Regions from separate parts of the Mus musculus genome. Here region 2 is linked to region 1. A link is a contact called in ENCODE Hi-C or POLR2A ChIA-PET data. All regions are on one chromosome and are shown on one strand. Each heading gives the region's core, a stretch centred on a gene start or an enhancer-like site at or near the end of the contact. The rest is flanking DNA. Distances are from core to core; before and after follow the strand shown.

The links. A loop is a pair of places that touch in the nucleus more often than their neighbours do. ChIA-PET counts read pairs that join two places held with the same protein, here RNA polymerase II (POLR2A).
Region 2: a loop to region 1 is called in a map of left cerebral cortex, with 2.6 times the contacts of the local background. The contact joins the promoter of Adap1 here to the promoter of Sun1 in region 1. A Hi-C loop is called at or near these places in 1 of 37 maps with a recorded cell type or tissue (left cerebral cortex). POLR2A ChIA-PET finds 5 or more read pairs at or near these places in 2 of 5 experiments (Patski and embryonic stem cell).

What each region holds. Positions count from the first base shown.
Region 1 is chr5:139,198,475-139,202,795 of GRCm38, forward strand. Sun1 (Sad1 and UNC84 domain containing 1) reads left to right here and starts at 2,163. Exons shown (of 23, transcript NM_024451.2): 1 at 2,163-2,225.
Region 2 is chr5:139,322,485-139,326,849 of GRCm38, forward strand. Adap1 (ArfGAP with dual PH domains 1) reads right to left here and starts at 2,980. Exons shown (of 11, transcript NM_172723.4): 1 at 2,797-2,980. The coding sequence starts at 2,878.

The DNA.
Region 1 (4,321 bases), core at 913-3,412:
GAGCTACATAGACTCCATCTTAAAACAAAACAAAATAAAACAAAACAAAACCTGGGCTGAAGAGACTGCTTATCAGTTAAAAGCATTTATTGCTCTTTCAGAGGATCCACGTTGTGTTCCCAGCACCCACAAAATCGCTCACAGCCATATGTAACTCAAGCTCTGGGGATCCGATACTTCTTCTGACCTGTGTGGACACCAGGCACACACATACACAATGCAAACAAACACTTATACACATAAAATTAAAAAAAAAAAACAAGTCAAATTAAAAAAGACAAAACCGCTAAATATCCACAAAGACATCTACCTCTGAATGCACAGAAAGCTTTAATCACAACAGTTCTAACTGACAAAATCCAAATGTCCAGCAGCTGGCCCAGGCTTCAGCAAACAATGGGCTCTCTGGCCTGCGGAGCCAGCCAGCTGCCCTGCCAAATCCACCCACTTGACTAATAGTGGACTTCAATGTTTGCCACAAATATCCATGTGGCTCGAAAGCCTCTAACATTTATTACAGAAAAGTCTCTCAACTTGCCAGTGGAAAAAATCAACATATTGTCAAACGCTTGCCATATAAGGAGGTGAGTGTGTGCATCCTGAGTGACTATCACAAGCTGCAGCAGCAGGCTATGTGGGCACATGCCTGTAATCCCAGCACTGGGCTGGAAAGAGAGGCATCCCAAGCCATCAATGGCAACAGACCCTGTCTGTGTGTAGATGTGTGCACATGCATGTGCCTTCACTAGTGTCTTTCCTTAGGAACCACCATCCACCTTGTTTTCTGAGACAGGATCTCTCATTGGGTTGGTTCCCATCAAGTTAAGTTAGTTTGGTGGCCAGCAAGCTCCAGGGATTCCAGTCTCTGCTTTCCAGCACTGAGATGACAAACATACAGCACTAGGCTTTTGGTTTTTTTAAATTCGTATTCTGAGATTGAATTCAGGTCTTTACGCTTACAGTGCAAACATTTTACTAACTAATCCATCTTCCCAGCTCCAGACCCTTTCTAAAAAGTGTAAAACCAGCCAGGCATGGTGGTAAGTGCTACTGGTCCCAGTGGAGGCAGGCAGAGCTACATAGCAAGTTCCAGGGCAGCCAGGACTACATGGAGACCCTCTCTAAAAAAAAAAAAAAAAAAAATTAATTAATTTTTTTAAAATGTAAAAGCCAAGGTCTGGAAGGATGGCTCAGCCATTAAGAGCACTTGCTGGTCATTCGGGGACTGTAGTTTGGTTGCCAGCATCCCCTTTTGGCAGCTCTGGGGCATTTGAGACCTTTGTAGGCACACACACACACACACACACACACACACACACACACACATTCATCATCCACTTAAACAGACATACACACAAACACACTTTTAGAAAAGAGTGAAAGCTAGCCAGCTGCCTGTGGCATATGGTAGTAATCTCAGTGCTTGGGAGGATAAAGCAGGAGGATTGTGGCAAACTGGAGGTCAGTCAGGGCTATGTCGTGAATTCTAGGCCACAGTGAGACAGTTAAAAAAGGAAAAACCAAGAGGGGCGTGGTGGCACACGCCTGTAAGTCCTGCTTCGCAGAGGCTGGCTTATCTCTGCGAGTTCAACGCCAGTCTGGTCTACAGTAGAGTTTTAGGGCAGTCAAGGTTACAGAATAAAACCCTGCCTATAAACAAAACAAATGCAATTCAAGGTTTTGCAAAACTGCGCAAGTGAGAGAGGGCCTGGTGGGTGGAGTCCCCAGGAGAAAAGGCTCTGGCTTCCAGCCCGCAGGGCAGGGCAGGGCAGGGCGTCGGAGGTTTCCTGCAAACGCTACGCGGGGACAACTGAGAAGAGGATGTGTTTGGGAGCCCACTGCTCCTTCAGCAGGAGTCGGATCTTCTGGGCCCACTGAAGCCCTGCCTGGAACTCAGCGCGCGCGTGCGCCTCTGCACAGAATCCTAATTCTAACGCCACCGGAGAGGAGCAGCCTCCCTAGGTGCGGCCCCTCAAGTCCCAGCGCGCCCGCTCCGCCCACTGACGCCACACGTCCCGCCCTTTCCCCGCCCCCCGCAGGGCCGTGGCGGGTCAGCGGCCTCCCCATTGGCCTGGAGCTTCAGCAGGCGCGCTTGGGATTGACGGACGTTCGCGTCGCTCCCGCCTCCGATCCCGGCGCGGCGCGCGATTGGCTGTAGATGTGGGGAGTCTTCGGTCCCGGGCCTGGGCGGTGCGGACGAGGCCTGAGGCGGCGGCGCGAGGCAGGTGAGCTGCGGCCAGCGGGCTGTAGGGGACGAGTAGGCGGGTGGGCGCTGCGGACTCCTCTCGGGTACTAGGGACTGTCTCAGGGCGGGCCGGGATGTAGGTTGCAGGGATGGCCCCAAGTGGGAACCGCCAACTGGCCACGACGCGCGTGACGCCCTTCGCGTTGCCAGGCCGCGCGCGCCCCGGCGCCCTGAGTCCAGTTGTCTCGTGTGCCCGGGCACTCTGGTTCCCCTTCGCCCCGGACCCCTGCGTGTTGGGTTCCGGGGTCTCCTGCCACCCGTCGAGGCGCACCCACGCAGGCGCCATCCCCGGGGCGCTCCCTTCTGGGGCACAGGTGTTGTAGGTGCGGCGATGGGCGCGGGCCCGGTAGCGAGTCCCTGGCCTGCACACCCTGCCACCAGCTTGTTATCCCGTGTTAGTTGCCTTCGCCCCCAGCCCGGCACGCAGGACGGTACCAAAGCTGGCCCGCTGGAGCTTTTTTGGATGCAGCCGGGGGGACCCGATGCAGTCAGCCCGGCGAACTTTGGTGCTCCCCGCTGTGTAGAGTGAAGTGTAGTCCTGCGGTGTGCGCTTCGCGCCTCCTGGACCAAATACTAATTAGATTTTACCATTCCGTCCATTGCACCGGTGTCGAATTTTAACCTGACTGTTCATACATTTTAGATCTCTCCTAAGGTCTTTTCTTTTTTCTTTCTGCGTCCCAACCTCATGTTCCTTTTCGGTCCTTTGTTTGTGTCAGGAGACAGGGTCTCATTTACGTACTTCTGACTGTCTCGGCTGTGTAGACCAGGCTGGTCTCACAAAGATCCAGACTGTGTCTGCTTCCTAAGTGCTGGGGTAAAAGGGATGTGTGCAACTAAGCTGGCATCTTGAAACAGGTCCTCAGATAGCCCAGGCCCGCCTAGAATTGACTATATAGTAGAAGATGATCTTGAGTTCCTAACCCTCTTGCTTCCACGTACCTAGGATTAGATCACAGGTGTGCACAGCCCTGTGGGTCCAGCCCTGGGTATGTTCTTGAGCAGAGTTGCAGTAATTTCTGGTTCTTCTCTCTTTTGGTTTCCTCGGCCAGGCCAGTCTTGAACTCTTTGCTTTTTCGAGACAGGGTTTCTCTATACAGCTCTGGTGATCCTGGAACACCCAGAGATCCACCTGCCTCTGAACCCAAGTGCTGGGATTGAAGGCGTGTGCCACCACTGCCCGGCTCAGGCCGGCACTTTTATAGCGTGCAGGCTGTGGAGAACTCTACCCAGGCTGTGGGGACTGGGCATGAGTCTATGCTCTAGTCACCAGAGGGTCTGATAGGATCGTCTGCCCTACCTTTTTGGTCGTTAGGTTTTTGTTGGGGGTAGGTCTTTGGTAGCTCCAGCAGGCTCTTAGTTGCAATCTGGGTGCTGTGCTTCCAGCTCCCCAGTGCTGGGGTCACAGGTGTGTGGTCCCATGTCCTCACTGGAGAGTTGGGCCAGAGATTTGGAGAGGTACTTTTTATTTCCCGAAGGTTGGCGGCCTCAGTTTATTTATTTACCCTTTGTTTTTCCTGGGAGAGAGCAGAAAGGGGATGAATGTGAAAGCCAGCTGCTGTGTGTGCTTGCGTGCGTGCATGCGTGGGTGGGTGGGTGACTCCCCTTTTAACTGTATACAGCGTTATGCAACTATCACCATTATCTAGTTCCACGGCTTTTCACCACCTTAAAGGTAAAGCCAGAGCCCACCCGCTTTCCTCCTCCCTGTCCGTTAGCTTCTGCTTACAGCCTGTGTGTGCGCCTGTTCTAGTTAACTCATTTAAGGCTCATCCGTGCTGTGTAGCATGTGCCCCTACTCTATTACTTTCTGTGGCTGAATTGTTTCCCACTGTATGGACCTATTAAATATTTAACAAATACTTTCTATCACATTTTATTCACATGAATGTTTGCTGAGGTCAGGGGACAATTTACTGGAGTCACTTGTTTCCTTCGCCTGTGTAACTCCTGGGGGGGACTAAACTCAGGTCATCAAGTGTGGTCGCAGTCACACTGAACCTCCTCGAAGGCCTTATTAAATCCTCTTTATCCACATCAGTGGATTTAGTGCTGCCAGGAACATGGGAACAAGTT
Region 2 (4,365 bases), core at 1,730-4,229, 120 kb after region 1:
ACATCTCAGTCCTGGATTCTCCCTCTCTAAAACACATACAGAGGGACCCTCTCCTAACCTGAACCTTATTCTGGAAACCTTTTGTACTGAGGGCTGGACCAGGAGCCATTTCTGAGCTCCCCCAAAGCCTCCAAATGTAATGAGGAACCCGCGTCTGAGTTCACCTCTTGCTGGCCCTAGGTTCATTCCCTTTGTCTGGGACCTCAAGAAGCTTGGATCGGCAGCCCAGGGGCAGTGTCAAGCGGCAGCTCTGGGCCTAATTAGAAGCAAGCACTTCCTTCCTCTCCCTTAGCCCTCCAGAGCTGCAGGTCAGGGCTCCTGAGAGTGCAGGTTTCACCAGCATCTAAGCAAGAACGAGTGATTCTAAAGTCGTCCAGGCCATCCAATGGCCAGATGCTTGCAGAGAGAACCTGCCACCTTCACGGACAGCTTGGGAGACGCACAACACACCCTCCCTCTCCTACAGCCTTTGGCAGGACAGGGATACCAATGGAGTCTTGAAAGAGAATGAGCTAAGCCCTGTCAGCACCCCACAATAGCTGAGGGTGAGTTATACACAGCCCTTGACAGGACAAAGACTCCAATGGAGTCTTCAGGAAAAGGGTCCTCCCTGTCAATAGCCCACTATACCTGGGGTGAGAAAATATCTGTGGTGGGTGATGGATGGACCCCAACGTCAAGATACAGACTGGGGTGAGGCTCACTGGGTGCTTTCCCACAGCCGGGTGAGACTGCTCAAGGCTGCCCTGGAGCCTTGATGGTCAGAGGTGACCTGGGCTTGCCATGATGTTCTGCTGTCTAAGAAGATGTCATTATTCCCCAAGGTACCCTTGATCCCCCTGGAGTGGTCAAGAACACCCATGAGCCAATCCAGAGGACCACATGGAACACACATGTCTCCCCACCTCAACAAGGCCACCACAAGACAGGAGACTCCAGAACAGCATCACAGAACACAGGAAGACCCAATTACCTACTAAGCACCGGGGGCCTGTGCGGACCTGCCATCGGAGTCACGAGGCAGGCGTTGTGGCTGAGCCCAGGAGCTAGGCAAAAATGGGAGGTTTGTATAGACAGTGCGTGTGGGCCCCGAGTGGGCATCAGGAAACCCAGGCAGCCTGTGGACACCCAAGTGAGTTCAAGCTGTTGAGGCCTCAGTTTCCCTGCTCATAAAATGGAAACAAGCCTCATACTTAATCTGCCTCGCAGGTGGGGGAGGGGGAGAAACAAGCTGTTATTATAAGGCAAGTCTGAAAATGGGCAGCTTGGCTTACAGCCAGCAAGGGCTGGGCCCCAAGAGGGCAGTAGCTGCGGCAGCCAGTGGCCTGGGACTGGCTAAAGGGCTGCTAGGACATTACATAGGTGAATGGTGTAGGGTGGTTCCTATTGAGCCTTCTGGAAGCCCCTTCTTCCTCCTGCTCAGGCCAGGAGGTCTAGGGAAAGTAAAAGCTGTTCTGGCTGGGTGGCCAAGGAATACGAGGTTAGGCCAGCTTCTCTCGTGGGGTTTGCTGCCCCCCCCCCACAAGTCAGGCTTGGAAGCTGGGCAACCCATCAGCCCTCCTTACAGGGGACTCCAGCATAGCCAGCTTTCCTAAACAAGTTGAAAGGCAGGTCTGAGAGAGGGAGGTGGGGAGAGTCCACTGAGCCAGGCCAGCTGGCAGCAGTACCACATAGCACCAGGGAGGCACCACCCCGCTGCACCACCGTCAGGGCCCTGCGGTGCCCCAAGAGACCAGGAAAGGGCTACTTCATCTTGCCTACTTCCCACTGAAGCTTGGTCAATGTCTCCTCCCAGGGACACCAGGGCCCCTGGGGTGGCATGCACTTACTATTGGCTAGCAGATTCTCAGCCTCAGGCTGGCACTCTTCAGCCCAGAGGCGGGGATGTGGGGGAGAGATGGGAAGGAGGTCCTATTTACAGACTGCAGGCTTTCCGCCTGCATCTCAGGGAGATAGAGTTAAGTCCCCAAGGAATTGATTCCTGGTATGTTCTGAGGGGTTCATGCTAGGGCCCCCTGATATCCCTGAAATGCCCTGTCCCCACCTGCATACCCAGATAGGATCGGCCTGGGAGGGCCAGCTCTCAGAGCCTGCCAGCTGGTCAGAGAACCCGGCCCTTTTTCCATAGCCAATCCTGAGCCCCTGTGTTCTGGCCCCTACAAATCCTTCCAAACCTGGAGCAACCAAGGGACAAAGTCTGGAAGATGTCTGACATATGCGTCTATGACTCCCACCTGTCCCCGACTGTCCTGATCCCAGAGAAGCTAGGTAGAGAGAGCCAAAGGCACATGGCCAGAATGTCCTCACAGGGCCACCCAAGGCTCTGCATCCTCCCCCAGCCTTGAGTCTGTACAAGACGGTGGCCCCAGGCAGGGATGCCATGACGTCATCTCCAGGTAGCTGGGAACCAGGTGGACCCCATACTCCCTGGCAGACACCCTGGGCTCACTGGCCGCTTTCCTTGCAAGCCAACCGCCCCTGCTGATTTCCTCTTTTTTTTTAATACCCCGAGACGCCAAGGTTTCGCAAGGCTGGGGAGGGGAGGCGGCTGCGGGTGACAGCGTGACACGCAGCCCGGCGGGGGAGGGGAGTCGGCGGCACAGGTCGCACGGAGCCCGCGAGGTGCCCTCCGGATGCTGCGCCTCACCACTGCCAGTCCCTGACGCCGGCAGGTGCACCCGGGCCGCGCCCCAACCCAGCCAGGACCCAGCGCGTGGCGCGTCCCCATCCCCCGCGCCCCCCACGCAGTCCTGTCCACCCGGCCGCACCCCGCGCCTCCGCCCGTCCCGCACCTACCCGGGGCTCCGCAGTCAGCGCAGCGCGTGTTCCCCGGCCGCGTCAGTAGCTCCAGCAGCGCCCGGCGCCGCTCCCCGGCCATGGCTGCGCGGCCACCGCGCCGTCCCGAGCACGCCCGCCCCGCTAGGGCCCCGCGCCGCGCGCCCGCCGCCCGCCTTGCGCCATCGCCACCGCTCAGCCCGCGCGCCGGCCCCGATCGTGTCGCCGCGCGGGGCCGCCCTGAGCGGAGCTGCGCGCGCGGGGACCGGGGAGTAACGCACGGCGCGCCCGGGACGGCGCGGCCCGCGGGCGGCCCCCAGCGGCGCGGACAGGGAGCGGCCTCTTGGAGAGCCCGGCCTCAACGGGTCCACCTGGGGCGGGGTCGCAGGGAACCCGCGCTGCGGAAGGATGGGCCACCCAACACGCAAGCGTGCCTGTTGGGTTGAAGCTGAGGTCGCGGGCAGCTCAGGCTAGCCCTACCTATGAATGACAAATTCCAGTACTAAAAGGATCGAAGGGCTCCACCCTCACACGTGTCCAAGTCTATAGTCTCATCTCCAAGAGATAGGACAAGAACTGGCCACACCCTTCCTGATCTCTGGCCCGCTCCCTCCCAGAGCCGGGTGTCTGCTTCTTTAACTGGCCCTAGCATTTCTTTTCAAATTCCATTTTCTCCATTATAAACGCAATAGTAGCCATTTAGAAGCCAATGGCCACACCCAACTGAGAAATGAAAGCCATCTCCAAAGCCTCCTGAGAGTCTACTCCTGCTAATATGTCACAGCCAGGGTGTTGGTTGCTCTATGATTTGGCCCCACAGTGTTCCCTGCCCCGCAAAGGCCCCTGGGTTAAGGGCACAGTCCCCACGGTGATGCTATAGTGTGGTCAGGGCTACTGGGAGGAAGTTAGGTTGTTGGGACCCTAGCCTCTTCGTTATGCTCTCTCTTGCTTCCTGGGGAGGAAGGGTCCGTTTTGTCCCACCACGTATGTCATGCTGCTTTACTGCACATTGTCTTTCTGAGTGTCTACTTTGATGTCATGAACGTTTGCAATCCTGGCCGACTCCACCTGGTGGCCCTCTGCTGAGGCTGTTGTCTTGCCAGGGGCATCTGTCCCTCCTGACCTGGCTGTCATGCCATTGCAGAACTTGTTTTGGGATCAGGAGACAGAACATGCAACCTGCCCCAATGCACATTTTGGAGGTCTTGAGGCCGGTGGCGCTGTAGGCTTGTTGTTTAACGGATCTAATGTTTTTCTCCTGAAGCCTACTGGAGCCTGGCTCCAGACCTGGCACACAGCAGGAGCTTGGAGAATGAAGCAAAATGCAGACTGCTGGGGGCTGGGGAAGTGGTTCAATGGATAGAGAGCTTACCCAGCATTCACCGAGCTGCGTATTGTGTCCTCGGCACCACAGAACCTAGGAGTACTGACGGATGCCTCTACTCTCAGTGCCCAGGAGGTCGAGGCAGGAGGATCCGCTGTTCAAGGCCATCCTCAGCTACACATCTAGTATGAGGAGAACAACCTGGACTATACGAGACCCAGTCTTTAAAAACAAACAAACAAACAAGCAACAAAAATACAGAATCA